Linked DNA regions of Mus musculus: regions 1 and 2 are each linked to region 3. Evidence: chromatin loops called from intact Hi-C (ENCODE). Cell type or tissue: left cerebral cortex. All regions are shown on one strand. Each heading gives the region's core, and the rest is flanking DNA. Links, peaks and the distances in the headings are about the cores only. Region 1 has its middle 65 kb from the start of D1Pas1. Region 2 overlaps Spata17 (spermatogenesis associated 17). Region 3 has its middle 85 kb from the start of Rrp15.

Region 1 (6,469 bases), core at 987-5,986, 200 kb before region 3:
GACATGGACTGTGTCTATATAGTGACATGGACTGTGTCTGTATTTTGACATGGACTGTGTCTATATAGTGTCGTGGACCTGTGTCTATATAGTGACATGGACCTTGTCTATATAGTGACATGGACTGTGTCTATATAGTGGCATGGACTGTGTCTATGAGTGGCATGGACTGTGTCTATATAGTGACATGGACCTGTGTCTGTATAGTGACATGGACTATGTCTATATAATGACATGGACTGTGTCTATATAGTGACATGGACCTTGTCTATATAGTGACATGGACCTTGTCTATATAGTGGCATGGACTATGCCTATATAATGACATGGACTGTGTCTATGTAGTGACAAGGACTGTGTCTGTGTAGTAGCATGGAGTAAGCACCAGACACCTCTTATGGCTGGAATTTATTACAGTAGCAGTTTCTCTGTTAAGAACCATGAAAGTTGGTCTAAATTCTTTTATTTGAAAAAAGTGGAAAAGTCCTGCAAGATGGCTTAGGGAGCTGCATTACTTTACTCAAAGAGAGGGCTGAGAAGGTAGGAGCAGTACTGCAGGGGATCCTAAGCCAGAGGTCTGGTTAATTTACACCATATTGCAAATTATGCATTTATGCACACATACTCTCTCTCTCTCCCTTTCTCTCTATCTCTCTATCTCTATCTCTTTCTATTACACACACACAAAGATAAAATCTTTCTAAAAATGAGAAAACATATTTCAGTGATTTTCCTTGGTTTTAATACTTCTTTACAAAACAAGTGTAGGAAGACTCTTGGTAAATACAAGAAAGTTTTGGAGCAAACTGAGAGAGCACCTCAGAGCCAGCAGTGCTGGGTGACCAAGCATAGGTTCAGAGTAAGTCTTAGCTTTCCTGGAGCTGAAAGGAAGGTGATTGCCCTGATTTGCATTCACTCTGAAATGGATGCTTGCCACTTACAGCAAAATGTCTTCCAGCAGTTATTAAAGAAGAGGCAGGGTCAGGAGACAGTGTTTTACCAATTATTTCATTACTCCATTTCTTTTTAATAACTTGTTGCTACAAAAGTGGATGGGGGTCTGCAAATATAGGAAGTAATTTATTTTACATTCCTAGCTAACAACGCAAACCTTGCTGATTGGTTGTGCTGTGGATGAAAGACTACCCAGTCTACCCCTTGCTTCTGTGCAGGTCATCCTAGTGCACTGACTTGACACATCACATTTGCTTGGGGTGGGCTTCTTCCTCATTGTACAGTGGTCAAGAAACAGCTATCTTCCTGTTACTGCTGACCTGCCTGTCCTTCTAGGCCTGGACTGACACACAGATGGATTAGCATCCTAAATTTAAATGTTTACAAAATTCTAGTAAGTAAGCAGATATTTCCTGAATGTGGACTTCAGAGGCTGGAGCACCCCTCTGGGATGACTGATCAGAGAGGGTAAGCAGAGGCAGCATCATGGAAGGCTGACAGTGGAACTGCTCTGAGCATTAGCCACACATTTCTGTTTAGTACTCTCAGGGAAGGAAAAAGCTTAAACAAGAATGCATTTTAAAGTAAATGACCAGATAACCATTACTTGCTCCCGATTTGCAGCGGTCTTCTAGAAATCTAAGTCTGACTGTAGATCTATAACTTTTAGGAGTGGATGATGGGGCTGGGAGAGGACCCAGTGGTTAAGAGCTCACACTTCTCTTGCAAAGGGCCCCTCACTGGGCAGCCCACAGTGACGTCTAAGTCTAGCACCAGGGAATCCCACACCTCTGACTTCCATGGGCACTCATAATCATGTGCATTTGCCAATGTGTTACCACTGGGACTTACACATAATTAAAAACATTACAAAAGGATATAGTGTATCAGGTCTCCAAGACTGTGAAATAGTCCAAAAACATCATTTACTCTGAGACAGAATCCTGGGCAACAATTCAACTTTTCTCACTTCTTCTAGGTCTTGTCCCCAATGTCTACTTGACTTTTGTCATCTAATTTTACTTTACTGAATAAATCTGGAGATAGTGTTAGTGTTGCTAGAACTGGAAGAAATTCTGGAGAGTCTCTCCTGCTAAAGCTCGAAGGGAATGTCTTGGGATGCATGTGGATACACATGCCTATAATCTCAGCACTTGGAAAGTCAAGGCAGGGAGATCATGAGTCTGAGACTAGCCCCAGCCACCTCCAGTTTAGGGAACTGTGGTGGGACTCATTTGCTCGTTCTGTTTTTGGACCATCACTGCTAATGCTGAGGAAGGTGGCTTTCACATCACGAATCTTCCTGTTATGATTGGACTTGGAGATGTTGGATGTAGACTCCGGAATCCTATCCCAGAGTTCCTCAACACAGCTGGGTGCCACTCTCTCCAGAAGAGGACAATGAGAAGTCCTCCCAGAGGCCTCATCCCATCTGGTGAGATGAGAGTGACTGCACGGGCAAAGGAGGGAAGAGCTCACTTCCCAAAGCTGCTCTGTGCTTTCTCACGTCGCACTCTCCAAACACGCTTGCCCACTCAAGCCCTTGGCTTTGGTGTTTTTGCTCTGGAAAGCCATGGGCCTGAGGAGCTTTGGAACAAAACGCTGTAGTAAAGCTTCCGATGAATCTGCTCCATCATCGGACTTAGCATTCTACGCAGTGGGTGTCAGGCTCAGCTTTGACATGCCCAGTTCTTTGAGGCAGGGAAAACTGAAAGGCCTGGGAATCAAAGCCTCCCCAGCCTCCTCCCAGTTCTCCTTCTGAGACAGGAGGGGACTTTCCTCTGAACTCTCTCATCTACCTGAAAACTGGATCCACAGAACAGTTAACTTTGATCCCACCCTGAGGTTCCACTGATGGGGAAAGACCAAATCCTATCAGCAAGGAAGACTAAAGGCTGGCCTCACCCCAGACAGACTTTGTCCCAGCCGTCTTCTGTCCTTTGGTCCATTCGATTTCCAGAGAAAATTAGAAACCATTAATCTTTGGGCCCATTCCCCTCCCTCTTACAATCATCTGTTTCCCCTTTGCCAAGCCACTATCAGGAAGTTGTGTAAAACTCTGAGTCTTCCAGGGTCTGGATGTGTTCAGGTGGTATCCTGGACACATTGACTTTTCTATCTTTCTTTGTTATTGTGTCTGCTGTAGGTTCATTTCAGCAAGCCTCCAAAGACAGAGAAGGAATTTTTCTAGGTCCTACCTAGACTTGGGTAAAGAGAAAGAAAAATCTTGGTTACATGAAGCTTTACTTTTCATGAGAGAGAACAAAGGTAACACTTGGAGTTCTAATTCACTGGTAAATTATTTTTGCAAGGGCTCAAAGATGCCAGACCACAAGCGAGACACACCCCACACCAATTCAAATACGGAAGTATAAATAAAATTGGTGTACTGAGACTGGCCAGTAAGTCTAGAGGGGCAGAACACCAGAGCAGCAGGCAGAAGGAACAGCACTCAGGTAGAACATCTGAGGAAGACTTCCCAACTCATAGGAGAACCAGAGAGCATGCCCTGGCTCACTGGGTGATGCTGCATTGTCAGAATCTGCTGTAACGCCATGTCCTAGGAGAAGCCATGCATGAATGGAGTCCTAGCACAGACACTCTGCATCACGGGAATGTAGAGGAACATAGAGAAAACTGGCTGTGGTTGTGCTTTAAGAGCCTGCCCGGGCACACGCTTGAGCCCAGGAAGTGCCCATGCTCTCCGTGGTGTCTCTCTACTGCCCTCTAGTGACCAGAATTAAAACCATGACTGCTGACAATGAAGCAAATGCTTTTAATTAAAGCTTTGACCCCAGGAAGCAATGGGGCAAATGCAAAGGGGACTTAAAGCGTTGACCCCAGATAACAGGTCTTGAAGGGAAGTTGGAGCTCAAACAGAGAAGACCAGATAAACTGGTGACTGGCAGAACATTTTCATGTAGCCTGCACACTTGTGTGGTGGTTAATCTTCATTAGCAACTGGACTCAGAACTGGATTCGGAGTCACCTAGGAGACATAACTTGGGATGTGTCCTTGAAGGTAATCCCAGAGAGGTTTAACTGAGTGACAATCCACCCTGAATATAGGCAGTCCCAACCCATGCGCTGCAGTGCTATGCTGAATCCGAAGGAAAAGCCAGTGGAGGTGTGAGCACTCATCCTGAGCATGGCTGTGGTGTGAGCAGCCCCGTCGGGCTCCTGGTTCTGCCACTGTGAACTGTAGCACGAGCCTGAATAAGCCCCTTCTCCTTCACGTTGCTTGTTTGTCCGGTATTTATTCATAGTAACGAGAAAGGCAGTCAATGTAACTCAGTTGAATTTAATTCTCTGCAATTCTCTCAGGCATGTACACTTGACTTGCTCCACCTCCGGAAATATTTAACATCTGATGGGTCACGTGATATTTTCTGCTGGTGAATCTACCTATCTCTCCTCATTCAAATCCCCACGCCTTCCTGTCTCTGAATGAGACTGACTCTATGCTGCTTGCAGCTCCCTTCTCCTTGCAGATAACTCTAAACACTACGGAGTTAGAAGAAGCAGGACACATGGGTAGCGTTATGCTTGCCCCAGCTGACCTCCTGGAGAGGGACCGAGTCTCAGAAGAGCATAATCAACTGCCTTTATCTTCTTTGCCCCAAGGGTAGCCGTGTTTCTCAAAGATGCTGTGATGTGGAGGATAGTTGAAACGTCACTCTGAAAGATGAAGACTGTGGTTTCAAAATGTCACATTATATTTGGGAAAGTTAGGTGTATGAAAATCTGTTTCATTGACACAAATGCTTTGTATATAGGGAAGCATGTTCTATTTGGTATTAAAGTTCAAGAGTTCTTTATTCTATTCATTTCATGGTCCATCTGTCATATATAGTGCCCAGCAACTTTGGAAAACAGGCCTATTTGCACAAACCAGTCAACACATAACTGCTTATTATCTGTGTGGAGTAGTGACAAATCTCCCACTGAGTGGCTGTAAACCCAGAAACGTCATTTGTGTCTCTGGGTCCCTAAGACTACCTACATGGTCAGCAGTTTGTTAGAAGGGTTGACAAGACTCAGCAAAGCTGTAATGTTTTCCTAGTCATTAAAGCTGAAAGGTCCAGATTGAGACCAGCCACATAGAAAGACAGAGAACCTACCACTGCCTCGTTACTAGAGTAGCCCCTTGACAGCCCTCCACCACTCCTGCGTGCGCATGCCTGTGGTACCTTACAATCACCCCCCCCCCCTTCACAATATTCCCTGAGCCCTAGGTGCAGGAGTTGTGTTGCAGATGTATTGTTGGGTCTTGCACCCCCACAGGCAGTTATTCTCTATAGTTTGACCAGTGTGGTTTTCAGGGATGGTTTCCATGTTGCAAAGAGAAGGTCTTGTTTTGTTTTGATTGTTTGTTTGTTTTTATATTTTCTTATGAGTGGTAAGAGCGACCTTTGTTTGTGGGTATAAGATTAAGCGTGTAGAATGCAGTTAGGAATTGTGCTGATCTACTAGTGGGGGCAGTAGCTTCTCATCTAAGATCCATGATCTCACGACTAACCGTGGGTAGTAGGGTCAGGTTTACAGTACTAGGTAGGCATGATTTTCCCCCGAGGAAAGGCGGCCATAAGTCCAACCAGACAGCTGTTGGCTACCATCAAGATCCAAGTGCCACTATTGCACCTTATTGATACCATGTCATGCTGGTCATTGTGGTTCACAGGTAGGTAGATTGGTGACGGCCCAGGAGCCTGGCCCAAGTTTTCAGCTCCACTAGAGATGAAGGTGATTTATTATAATGGAGTTTTCAGCACAGACTCTGTGGCGGTCTGGCCAGGCCTATGGTCCTCACCACAGGTGACATTTTAACATTGCGTGGCTGTTTCCATGTATAAGTCACAGTGAAGTCAAGATGGACCAAGATAATGCCAAGTTTTAAAGTCACGCTGCAGTGATTGCAATTTTTAATTAAGCAACACAGACGTTGAGTAGGCTGTAAAGGCAATTTCAATTCAACGATAGTTAAGGAAACAGCAGAATCTAAAGAAAGGACACATTTTTTGTATATTTCTTCTATCAGGTAATAGTTCTTTTTATCTTCGTATTCAGCTTGAAGGGACAAATGGTGTTTTTTAAGCCATACTCCCAGCCGCTTCTGTCCCTTCCATCCTCCTTAGAAACCTACCCAAATCTAAGGAAAATGGGTGCCTCTCAGGAGATTGTGAAAATTAGTTCAGGCTAATTGCTGCTAGATAAGTAGAGTTTAGCAGCTGTGTAAAATAAGAAGCAGGGGCTGTGGGAGAGGATGTGCTTCTGTTACATCAAGAAGAATCCAGGTTCAACTTAAGGACAATTTGCTAACTAAGAACTTGAAAGCCTGAAACAACTGCCAAGGGCTATGAACTCTTTTTATCTTAAATAGAAGAAAGAAATGAAAAAATGCATAGAAGCCATCCCTCAATCTGGGCAGCAAAGCCCTGTTTCTCTTTTTAGCCCTACCTGAGAAGCTAGGCAGGACCCGCAGTTCACTCAGCAGCTCTAGAGCAGAAGATGGAGG
Region 2 (6,469 bases), core at 422-5,421, 300 kb before region 3:
GTGTGGTGTGCGCAGGCGCCATGATTGGCCTGTGACAGTGCTTCATAGAGGCAGCCCCTGAGCCACTGGCAGAAAGGTCCAAGCCAGCAGAGTGATCCGCCACAGTGATAGTACAACACGGAGGGCATAACCTATTGTTGTGTTGTGAAATGATCAAGAACTGGCAAGTTATTAGGCTGAGATGGCTTTCAGGCTTTCTCTTTTAATTGAATGAATGTTGAGATTAAGAAAATTCTTCTTCCTTTTCTAAATTTTGATAGACATTGTCAAGTAAAGCTTTTTAACAAATTGCTTCATATGGAGAGATAAATGTGGAATTTAGAATATTTAGAAATGTATTCTTATACTTAAGATTTTGTTATGGTTGCTGAGAATGCATGCATTGTACATAGAATATTCTACCCAGAGAAATATGGTTTTAAATGTGTGAATTGGCTGGTGAGATGGCTTAGTAGATAAAGGCAGTTGCCACCAAGTCTAATACCCTTGGTTCAAGCCCCAAGAGCCTGATGGTGGCAGGAGGGAGCTGGCTCCTTTCTTTTATTTGTTTTAGTTATTAATTGAGGAGTAGAGAGAGCTCTTTACACTGTGGCCTCCATGCTGCTGACTTCACTGTACCCGGTGCCATTGGTGTTGGGACATTGCAGGTGAGGCTGTGTTGTCAGACCTCCTCCCTTGGAGAAGATTATAAAGATGTCAGAGATTCTATCATCCTGGTAATTTGGATTATGAAATGATGGTGATCTTACAATGTAACTATAGGTAACTAAGGAGATAAAAGGATAACCTTTGAACTTATGGAGGACCGCCCCCCCCCCAAGGGCAAACATCTTGGTGATAAAATAGAAGAGTGATACCACCTTATTGTCCAATCTGTTCATTGGTCCATGGTCTCGGATGCTGCCAAAGGATGGCAAATGCAAGCCTTGCTACACAGCCAGTAGATCCGGACTGCTTCCTTTGCTTCAGTGTTTGTCTCATGATCCACTCGAGGTAGAGCTTTCCTACACTGACTGTAGCCCCCAGCCTGTCCTCTGACTGGCATGTCTCTGAATGCCTACCCTCCATGGGTCCTGTGCTGGGAATTTAGTGCGTGTGTGGTTATGCTAGCAGATCCTTAGCCATAAGGAACATTCAACCTCATTTAAGTCGGCTGTCACACAAAGTTTTTAATGGGAGAAAATTGCTATCTATAAGCAGTCTCACTAAGATTAACAACCATTTTCAGTTTTGATTTTGCTGATACAAAAATTTTTTAAAATACTTTCCCTATATAAGAAACAGAAATATACACTCTATGTGAGCATTGTTTCTCATTTGCCTTAATGACTTGGCTATTGGGTGGAAATTGAACTTTGGATTTAAAAATATTCTTAGTTGTCAATGTTAACTCCCCCAGACCGCTGGTGTCTAGGATAGGAGGTTTCACTTCCAAAGACTCACAGTCTAATTGTCAGTAGCAAGGGAAAGTTCTTTTTTTTTTTTTTTTGTGAGAAGTTTATTTGTACACAAACAGTTTTGTTGAACTTTGTAAAAAGAATGTCATCTGTAGCATCTTTAGAAGACAACATAGTTTATTGGGAGTTTCAACAATTTAGTAATGGCATTATTAATTTGCACTGTACAATAGTAATGTGTTGACATTATATTCCTATAGTTTTAATGTTGCCTAATATTGTTAGTAGATAGAAAACATTAGGCAAACAATGCTTTGAAAACACTGCTGAATTTGGCAGAGCAAAATTGTGTTTATTAATTTCTACATTTAATAATTAATTCATTAATGCTATTTAATGAATTAATAACCCTAGACTGGTTATGCTGATGTATTGATACTTACAGGCATAATTTAAGCTTATTTTTAAGCCTATTTCAGTATGACTCTGATGTATTTTTTAAAAATAGTTTCAGGAGCTATTCATAGTTTTATTGTTATCTCATCTTTATTCAAGCAAATATGTTTGTGCTAATAGGAGTTACATGAGTAAATAACTAATATTGCAATGGGTGAATTAACACACCCCTCAGGGCTTTATTAATTAAAAAGTTCAAGTCATAGTAAAGTGCCTCTTTTATATGTTTATTTCAATCAGAAAGCCGAACATGGCAACTTATTTGCATAAATAATCAATCACCATTTACTAGTAGTAATAAGGTTAATTTGTTGCTGCAGACATAACAGGATTAGTCAATTATATTTCCTAGAAAATACTATTTGTTATGCCCCGCCACCTGAAAAGCAGGATTGTGTTCAACGTCCTTACTAAATGAACACATCAAAAAATTCCTTGTCCCTGTAAAATTTTTTTGAAAGGAAAGCTAATTTTAGTTGATTTGAATAAAGTAAAATGCAAGCAATGCCTCCATTTGTAAATTTATCTTTCTGCGAAGATTGATTATTTAATAAAGTTATTTATTTTGATTCAGTAACCAGTCAAACCAAATCTAACACATACAGGGCATATTTCCTTTGAAGAAAATCTCATTTACAGATTTGTTTTATTCCAAAGAACCCGACTTTCATTCCTTTGCCCTTGTTCTCAGTAATAAATTATGCTGTCTGCTCCACCTACTGGTGGCTGTACGCAAAGGCCTGTTATTGAATTCACTAAAGGAAAGCATTGCTTCCTGAGGCTCAGCCCAGTCACAAGGTGCCTGTAACACTCCAGATCCAAATGGCAGTGGCCGGTGCTTTGGAGATGAGCATCCTGTACAGAACTGTCCTTAGTAGTAATTGACCGACGGTGACTTACCTCATTTCCTGTTAATACGATCATAGGAAAGAACATAGAAACACAATATGGAGCAATCAATATAGCTGCATATTTTATTTTCTGTCATTTGCTAGTTAACGCATATGCAAATGGAAATTAAAAGTATTATAGAAATAATTTTCATGTCATCATTTACATAATATTTTTATGTTTTCCTTATCCTAGTAATTTTCACATGGGTACAAAACTAATTCTTATCAGTTTTGTGATTTTTAAAAATGCCCTTTGCTGTGATCATTATCAACAAACTATAATTTGATATACTTAAATCTTTTAAAAAAATAAAATGTGTACAGTAATCTTCTTTTCAAAACCATATCAAATTGAATTTATATAAGGAAGGAATACATTTTAATTAAAATTTAAACTTGACCTAGTTATAATAAACTGATAGGCTGTTAAATGGGAAACATGTTTAGAAGACCAAGATTATAAGATTAAAATGCTTTATTAGAAATATTTAATTTTTCTGAATTGTGTACTATCTTCTATTCTGTCCTCCTAAGACAGCAAGCTGAGAGGTGGTCTGCTTATGTACATTAAGGACTTAGTATGTGACATGTGGCTTGCACTTCCATCTGGAAATAGAGCCATGGAAAATGGCAGTCCCTCTGTGTACATGTGCCACTGTTTGCATGTGTAATAGTGTGGGTGCACCTGGGTCAGGTGTCTCGTGAATTTGGAAATACTGTGTTTGGACAGGCTTTGCTGTGGACAAGGTTCTTAGGCTAGAATACCCAGCCATTACGGGGAAGCTCAGGAGCAATGGTGTTGACACACGGCCATCAGTGGCTGCAGCACATGTTATGCCCATTGACCTTAGCAGCCACTTCGTTCACTCAGGGACAGTCTGGCTCCTTGTGGTTACTTGGCTGTACCCTTTCTTGGCTGCATGCATTTTGTCATGTGCCTTTGACTTTCTCCATCAGGCAGTTCTCCACTGCCTTCCACCTCAGCATTCCGTGTGTCAAGACAGCTTTCGCATGCCCATCTCCCTCATTCAAAGCAATGACAGTGTTCTCTAGAATTACTGTTAGTTAAGTCAAGCTCATTATACCAATGAGTTTACTACAGTCAGAGAAATCTTTCAAAAACAATAATATTTCATTTCCACTTGACATTTGTCAAGTTTGAAAGGTTCCATGTTCTCCATTTGATAGAATCCTTTGTACCCACAGATTAGCACAGCTCTCAGCCCTAAACAGAGAGATTTCTTTACATGGTTGATGACAGTGCAGGAACACACCAATGATGAGCATGTAGAGACTGAGTGTCTGCAGAGTGCTCAGCTTAAATGGGAGCCCTGCATCACACTCCCTTCCCACAAGGCTCAGGGGACACAGAGAGAGCCCGAGGTCAGGGAGGGCTGCAGTGAGCGGTGTCTTCTGCACATGAAGGACAGCTGCGCTCCCCACAGCAGCTGTGGTCGCCTGCATCAGACCTGCTTAAGGCAAGCCAGTCAACATTCTAATATAGAGGGGAGAGACACTCACAGACACCCCACTCCTAGCTGAGGCGCTTTGCGTAACAGATGGCTTCTGGGGAGGGACAGCCATAATTAAGAGTATGGCCTCTAGTTGGTCAGCCATGCTTCAGTTGGTAGCCCCACAATCATGAGTGTGCACAGATTGATCCCGATGGTTATGCAAAGAAATTTTTAAAAACAAGAGGACAAAAGAAGAGAAAGATGGGAACGGGGTTGGGGTGGGTCTAAAAGGATTTATGGAGAACTTGAAGGTATATATGATCAAGATATTTTATATGCAATTATGAAATTTTCAAAAATCTAAAACAAATATGTTTAAAACAACCCTTCCTTTTCAGCATAAACATTGACAACCCTCCGCTATTGCTTCCGCCCTGCTTCTCAGTCTTTCCTTCCTTTGCTCTTCAGTGTGGTCATCCCACCGCAGCCTGACATTATGCTCAAGAAAAGCTCACCAACAGGATTTTCTAACATATGGATGAAGCTGATTCCTTCTTACAGCTAGTTACAGTCTGGACGTTCAGAGTCCTGCTCTCATGCCAAAGGGCAGTTCCAACAACTTCCCACAATTCCAACAACTTCCCACAATTCCTACAACTTTTCACCACACTGACCTTTCCCTTTCCCTTCCTTTAAAGATGTTCTCGCCTTCCTATTAAACTGCGTTGTCAATGAAATCTATTAACTGTTCAGCTGTCCTTATTAGTGTAGACTGGAGAACACTGAGAGATTGTTAATAGTTCATAAGAGGAAAGGGGGAGAAATATCTGCCCAGGAGCCAAAGAAGCCCAGAGTTTGACGCAGTGGGAAACTTAGGGCAGATGGGAAGCAGTCTTGGTGTGTTAACACACTCAAGGAGTCCATGTACTATCTGGACAATAGAGTAGTTATTTATAGCTCTAAAGTGAAAGGAGTCAGACACAGGAGAAACCTGCCAGTCATTTTGGAGGGCTCACCACTACTTAATTTCCACTACTAGCCCCATTACACCCTGCACCTCCTATGTTTGCTTTCTTACTCACATATTCCCTGCTTCCGATTCTAAATTCTTTTGTGCTCTGTCATTTTGTTATGGCAAATTTCTACAGGAGCTTAAGAGGGCTTGGTAGTAAGATAATTGATAGTTAGTTTTGGGTAGTAGCTTTTGGAGGGTTATGGGGGACAGGATCTCACTGTATACACAGCCTAGGCTGTTCTGCAATTCAGTATGTGTCCCAGCTTGATCTTGAAACCACAGAAATTCTTCTGTCTTAGCCTCCTTAAGGGCTGGAATTACAGAAATGAACCCTCACGCTAGGAATGGGAGGTAGTGCTTCACATTTCGTGTGAAGAAGTGCATACTGAACTTAGCTAACAAACGGCACGGTGTGGGATTGGTAAAGTTAGCTTTCCAGATCCTTCTTCCAAAGTTACAAATTTAAGCGTGAGTGCTTGTTCATGGTTGTACGTAGTTTATATAAACTCAGTAGGGCTCGGTAACTGGAAGCCGAGTCGATGGCCCACATAGGACTCACCAAGTGACACCTACGCTCAAGGCACTCTGTCTCCACTTCTGCGTATCCTGAGTTCCTCCTTGGGAGTTAAGTGCTCTGGCACCAAACTTCGTACAGCAGGTGTTCAGTGCTTACAGAAATATGCTCAGTCAGCCTATGGACACTCATGGAAAACACTAGAGCCTTTGTGGAAAGGATAACACAGCCATGGAAAGCTATGGAAATTCCATGTGCACAACTCAAGCCAGATTATCATATTTATCTGTCTCCACACTCGCCGCCACAGTTCTGTGAAGCAGCAGTGATCTCTGCAGCAACCAAAATGTTATCCAGCTGACTTTCCCCCTTTGGGCGGTTGGCAGATTTAGTCTTTCAAGAAGATTCTGCAGCAGATGATGGACTGACCTCCGACCTCTGGAGGTTCAAGAAGAAAGCCCATGAGTCAGGCCATTCTCTCTGCGTTCCACTGAGCAGTCCCTGCCAGAATGCCACCCTATGTGTCATCCCTTCCCTTCTGAGAGACGGAAGACTGAACTAACAGGAGAATAAATTCAGCATTAACTCTTGGATTCCCTCCTCCCTCTGCAGTGTTTTATAGAATTCCTATCATATTGTAGTACATAGAAAGAAAAGGACAGTTATTTACCCTCTCGTCATAGAAAATTTAAGTGGGGGGAAGGGTGTTGCCAAACTAGACCCTCCTCTGATCTCTTGTC
Region 3 (6,469 bases), core at 1,020-6,019:
CAGTGATTTCCAAGAACTTCCTAAACATTGATGGCTGACTGAGAAACATCTATATTGTTCTATCCTTTCTCATTTTAATCTTGCTTTAAAAAGGAAAAAAAATTTCTATATAATTACCATTAGTATATATTTAGTGCATCTTTATACATGTTTCTTATAAAAAAAAAAAAAAAAACTTTAACCTAAATGGTTGATTTGAGCCATCAGATATTTTTTAAATGTTGAGCTTGCCAGATTGTCTCAATCACAGGGAAAATTTGTAAAAGAAAAAAAAATCTTTCTAAATGTGGTCCCTTTTCTAGCAAGAGATTTATGAGCTGCAGTGCTTGCTCCTGCTTTTATTTGGATATAATTTGTCAGCTTTTTAAAAATGAACATTTTGGGATCATAATTTGTTAGCAGAAATTTTCAGCAAAACACATGTTGTTCACTGCAGTTATAAAATGAGACGTATTGATATAGAAGAACGTTCTGCCGTCAAAAATGGAACATTTAAAAAGTCATTTAATTCCCCAGTTCTATCATTTTAAACAATCGATTAGACTGTGTATATTAAAAAAAAAACCCACAAGAACAATATTAAAGCATTGCAGTGGTGCCTGAACATCTGGGGGCATCGTTGAAAGCCACTTAATAATCCCATTGCAAGAAGTTTTACATTTTAAAATCTGAGATCTCCTTATGCAAATCAGTTTGCCTTTAGCCATTTCAAAACGAAGTGAAGGACCTGGAGGATTGTACAGTTTTGCATAACAGGAGTGTGATGGTTGTCAGCCTTGATCTTACATTAATTAAGTTAAGATGTTGGCTGATCACAGCAAAAGAAAACACAGAAAAACCCTCACCCCAGCTGACGGGAGGGATAGCCACACGTAGGATGATAAAGACTCCGCTTTTTGTCTTGCGTTTTTATGCAAACACCTGAACCTGGATGTTAGTCAAGGATTCTGTTTATTACTGAATGGAATATAATATCATAATTCATCTTCTAGTGAATTAACTCATAACAACATCAACTCCTCTGTTTAATCTTCTGATACAGCCATCAAGTTCAAGTGACCATCTGGGAGTATAAGGCATTTATTATTTTTCTGTTAATACACTAGGATTTAAAAAATAGTAATTACTAACACAGTAATAAGACACATGGCTGTAGGTGTGTTCTGTAGCACACTTACAGGCTACATGGAACAAGGTCTATTGTGTTATGATTACCCTTCTTGATTTCCCTAGCATGACGTCTGTTCTAAGATCAACCTTAAAGCTATACTTCGCTTTTAGGGAATATGACCTTTCTATTATATAGGAGGAAGTAAAACTTAAAACTCACTAAACAGCCAATCCCCACAAAGAATTTGCTTTTCCCTACAGGTAGCATGAAATGGAGCCCAAATGACAGGACCCCGTCTGAGCCTCCTCGGCTCCCCCAGTCTGCAGAAACCCACTCTATCAATCATGGCGGGATAACGCATAGTGGCTGCACCTGTGACAGGAAATGATTGAGTGCTGAACACGGGGCCTGCTTCGCCTGTCGCTTTGTGCATTTGTATTTCTCAGGACTGGTTTGAGAATTTTCAGAACTTGGACACGGGAGGGGGCAAAGAGGGATTTTAAAGAGAAATAATAATGTATTTTCATTACCAAGACATAATACAAAAGAGAAATTAGGCAGTAAGATGCCCTGGCCACTCAGGTGTGCGAGAGCATCCACGCAGCAAGACTGGATATTATTAAGCTGTAATTTAGTTTAGATAAGTAGAAGATGCTGTCGTGGTCGTTCTTCGGGAAATGTCTCACTCACCCAGCCACAATACATTCTTTTTTTATGATCTCATGGAAGAAAAAAAGAACAAAAGGTCGAAGGCCAGCTTTTGTCCAAGAAGACTATGAATTCTAAATTTAAGAAAGAAAAAAAAATCCATATACACACATCCCTGTTGTTCTTTTCCAAACCTTTGATTTAATTATGACAAATTGGATGATTAAATGGTTTAACTTATTGCCATGATCTGCTTTTGAAGAAGTTGCAATTGTAACATGGACAGTTTAAATAATTTTCTGCTAATTCAACCACTTACTGAAGATATTTATGGTGAAATACACTGTGACGTGTCTTTTAGATAGCAATCAATATTTTCTTTGATTTGGTCATTTGGCACAGAACCCTGCTTTCTACTGCAAAAGAGTAAAAAATTTCACAGCAGATTTTATTGGGTATGTGGTTTATATACTTTGAGCTTAGGTTTCAAAGATGACTAAATATTTTTTAAAAAATATTAGTATCAGCGGTTTGGACATTTCAGATCAAACCAAACTAAAACAGGACACACTCACAGAGGCTCATCACTGAGATGGGGTTCGGCGAGCACAATAACAAAATATCTAAATGTGTAATCTCACTTTCGTGGGTTAGAATTTGCTTTTTTTTTAAAAAAAATTATTATTATTATTATTATTATTATTTTATTATTATTATTTTGAACTGTCCGAGGGTTCACAGAGGACATTCAGACATGCTCAGAGAAAAAAAACGAGTGGAAGAGGTTGTGGTTGCCTTTTTATTTTTCCTGGGCAGTATTATTTCTTTCCACTGTCCTCCAATGTAAACAAATGAAAACAGGCAAGATAAGATGAGTCCTGCTGCATGCCGGTGGCTTCTTCCTTGGCAGTCGGGTTCAGGGTAATGCGTATGCAAACAGGCTTCTCGGTTTTTTCATTGTTTGCCTGCGGAAGACCCACGCTCCCCACGCTTTTGTTGACGGTCTCCAAGAAAGTTGGGTGGTTCTGCAGAGATCAAGGCAGCTGATGAAGAAGGGGGAGGGGGCGCGCTAGCTCTGGACGCTCACGGATCCATCATGACTAAGAGACTGGGGGCTTGGCAGTGAACAGCCAGCTGCCAGCAAGTCTGTTCTTAGGCAACAGTTCTTCCACCCAGAGCTGCGGTGCCTGCATGTGCGTGACTCTCCGCCACAAGCATTTTGGCTTATCAAGGGGCTACCCGCTGACCGCAAGGGGTCAGAAATAGGGGAGCCCAGTGGGGCCCGGTTGCTTCTGCTGGTCCTGGGAGCACTAGGTGGCTGCCTGCCCGCCTCTTTCTCTGGATGAGCCAGAGCGCGGATCACAGGACTGCCACTTCCACCCAAGGCGCGAAGTTCCCGCCTGCCCAAACTGGGGTCACCTAACAGTCGAGGAACACTTGCAGGCGGGGTCCGGAGGTGCCAGGACGCACCCCGGTGAGCGGGAGCAGTTATCCCCAAGACCCGGATCTGAGACTAGTTCCGTTTTTTCCTTTGGGGTGACTAGTCATCTGCACGAGTATACATCTTACCCACACTCGCGCACTCCTGCGGGGACAGAGGAGATGCCAAGGCCTGGGGACAACAGTTTGGGTGGCCAGGGCCCAAGTCACTCAGATGCGTCCTGTGCGGGCATAGCACCTCGTCTTTCCGCGTCCCTCCTCTGCACCCCACGTCCTGTTCACGAACAAGAGGTCCCTTTCTTGCAGAATTAAAACACCAATCACTCGGCTCAGGGAAATTTCTACTTTGTGGTGCTAATCAGCTAGGAAGGAAGGCCAGAAAAAACAAAAGACTTAACCAGAATGAAGCCACTTCTCCCCAGCGGTGAACTTGGCCATGGGGGCGTGAGGCTGCACCAGCAGCAGACAAGGGGGAGGTGGGCCTGGGAAGAAGAAAGGCAACATCTGGGGACTGGACCATATGCCCAAGCTTTGTCTCGTCCTTCTAAGTTCCAGTGCCCTTGAAGTGATTTTGTAGGCGGCCCACGGGTGACAGGGAGGGTTCTCAGCCGGGGAGGGGAGGTGCGGGCGGGGCGCGAGCAGTGGAGGAGGCCGGGAGCAAAGTGACCCTGCAGCCCCGGAAGACATCAGCATCCGAGGAGGTGCTCTGCCAGAGATGGGGAAGCCAGACCGGCTTTGAGGGAGAGCACGGGAAGCGGCTGCAGCAGGGACCACAGAAAGGAAGGCCTTGGTGAAAAACAGAACGGAGAATGGAAGGCAGGAAACACGGGGAGAGGCAGGCGTGGAGGACAGCAGTCCAAGTGTAAGGAAGGGTACGGCTGCCTCCTTTTAGAAAAAGAGACTCCCCCATCCCCGTTTCTTTCTTTTTTTGCCCGCCAACCGCTGAACTGATTAGACTATAATTAAGGCCATAAAGCCCTCAGATTATACACCTGTTTATTCACTAAAGTCGGGGTCTCATCAAGCAAATTAGCTGTTTCCAGGCTACACAGTGGGCCTGAGCTTGCCTGATTAATGAAGTTTATTGGGAGCTGTTAAAGGCATTAACTGAAGAAAATCTCAGCAATTCGTCATATTTAAGGGTTGGAAATTAAATCTTGCTATGCAAATGAGAAAAAATTTAAACCATCTTTAGGGGTGACTATCCACATATTTTTCTTTAGAATTCTGTTCAAGAGATGGGCATTTAAAATGAAGCTTATTCGACTTGAAAGTTATAAAAATGTGATGGAAGTGAGGAAGAAAATACACAGGTCCCAAAACATGCTTAGAGTTTTTTTGAAACAATTTTTGTTTGTTGACAGAGTGTAAAGAAACCATTTTTAACACACAGTGTATTCACCAGAAAGCACCCGGTTTTAAAGATTAAAGTGAATGTTTGCAGGTACAGAAGGTGATTTTGAAGTTGTCCTTCAAAGTGTTCAGTGTCTGATGCTCTCTCTCTCTCTCTCTCTCTGTGTGTGTGTGTGTGTGTGTGTGTGTGGAGAGAGAGAGAGACAGAGAGAGGCAGGGACAGACAGAGAGACAGAGAGAGAGATGGTAGATGTCTTAAATAAGCAATTAAAATAACAATGTCAGAGTGGACTGTCATAGTTAACACCCCTAAATAAATTAACATTCTTGGAAACCGATCATAAAAATGTTTCTGGGCCAGGATTGGTAATTTAACCATGTTGATTCTTTGGTCAGGTAAGGAGGGGAGGTGGAGAAAATAAAAGAGAATGGGACACTTCAGCTACAGAAGGGGACTGGAGGGCAGGGAGAAGCCAACCCAGAACTAGGAGAGTGTGTATTTATCCCGGGTGCTGCTTGGTGACATCGCTGCCCACACATTCATTAATGATTCACACATAGGAATAATGGGAGCCTGGATCTCAGGATCTTGGTAATTCCTGGCAAGAGAAAAAAATGTCCTACAAGGCTATCATGCATCTATGTGTATTCTGTTTCATCGAATGAAAGTAAACCTGTGTAATGAAAGATATATTTTTCATTACTCAATGGTAAGCTTATTGTCATGCAAAACTTGAAAGATGTAGCGGTGATTTGTTCTTGCATGCCTCCTAAAGATACCCTATACACAGGCATGGCTCGAAATGTCTGTTTGGTTGAAATATTATTCTGTTTGTTTAAGGACCTTTGTAAGATTTATAATTTCAGAAAGTACATAAAGTAGTGGAGTTTATTAGGTCTAACCTCTAAGTGTCAAAAGGGACAGACGGAGCTAATAGAAAAGAAAAGATTTCTAAGAAACCGATCTGATCGTATCATCTCCTGGTATCACTTAGATTTTAAGTGTCTGACAGGTTTTTATGATGATCCTCACCAATGCTGTCATCCAAAATTGATTTTAGAGTTAATTTTTTCTTTTAAAGCTGTCAACCACAGAGATTCACTAATTTGTCCTGTCTTAATGAAGTCACATTTGACTAAGAGAAAGAAAGAGCAATAATTTAGTTTTTTTTTTAAATATTTGAAATATTTCTCATGTGTGCACCTCTCCCCTTTGGTAGATATAATACAGCTATGTGAAAACATAAGAAAATATAAATTCTAAGTCTACAGAACTCAGTGTCAGCACCACAAACATAGATAGCCTTAAAATTAACTCTTTGTTTGTCTCAGTGTTTAACAGATGTCTAAATTATTTACTATATACTAAAAACTGCAGTGCATTCTAAATTTGAACTGAAAAAAGACACTTTGTTTTTATGAACACAATGCTTTATACTGACTCATAAAACAATTCTGTTGTAACAAATAGCTATAAACTAAACGCTTATCTATTGTAAATAAAATTGTCATTTAAAAATCAGTTTTGGTTAATGATCACTGTCCTTTGGGCTATTTATAATATGTTCAACAGCAATATTCTAAATATTAATGGATCAATTCAGTAAACAAACATATGTAAATTTTATTCATTTTGTCCAAACAAATACATTTTTAAAAAGATTTCTCCCTAGTTTTGAAGCAGCTTGAGGAAACCGGTCATCCTACGCTCGAGCATGCTCATTCTGCAGGACTTGGGTGTGCTTTGAGTATTTCAGTTAAGCGTGTAAATGAAAGGTGAGAGACAGTTTTTTTTTCCTGAGGATGGTTTAAAATATATTCTACAGTGAGCATGTTTCAAAATATTCTTTTGTGCTTCATTTTTAGAATATAAACATTTAATTTATGTCATTATGATCTTAAGATACTTGTCTTCAC

Evidence for each region. Peaks named below come from ENCODE experiments on the same cell type or tissue, not always from the same donor. Only the 100,000 strongest peaks of a DNase experiment are listed, where the experiment ranks them.
Region 1: a loop joins it to region 3, with 4 times the contacts of the local background. A loop is called at or near these places in 4 of 42 quality-filtered maps.
Region 2: it touches region 3 in a loop (2.5-fold over the local background); 15 of 42 quality-filtered maps call a loop at or near these places.

What each region holds. Positions count from the first base shown.
Region 1 is chr1:187,029,161-187,035,629 of GRCm38, reverse strand. It overlaps a transcript of Spata17 not described here. Among named protein-coding and RNA genes, the nearest start is that of D1Pas1, 65 kb to the right of the region's middle. In left cerebral cortex, for the core only: a CTCF peak has its summit at 3,680 (motif pointing left); a DNase peak (open chromatin) is centred at 3,661; H3K27ac peaks cover 323 bases.
Region 2 is chr1:187,133,764-187,140,232 of GRCm38, reverse strand. All of the region lies in intron 6 of Spata17 (spermatogenesis associated 17), which reads left to right. Among named protein-coding and RNA genes, the nearest start is that of 1700007P06Rik, 12 kb to the right of the region's middle. In left cerebral cortex, for the core only: a CTCF peak has its summit at 2,575 (motif pointing left); a DNase peak (open chromatin) is centred at 2,586.
Region 3 is chr1:186,830,948-186,837,416 of GRCm38, reverse strand. No RefSeq gene overlaps it. Among named protein-coding and RNA genes, the nearest start is that of Rrp15, 85 kb to the right of the region's middle. In left cerebral cortex, for the core only: no CTCF peak of the experiment used is centred there; DNase peaks (open chromatin) are centred at 2,898, 3,113, 3,401 and 3,896; H3K4me3 peaks cover 1,196 bases.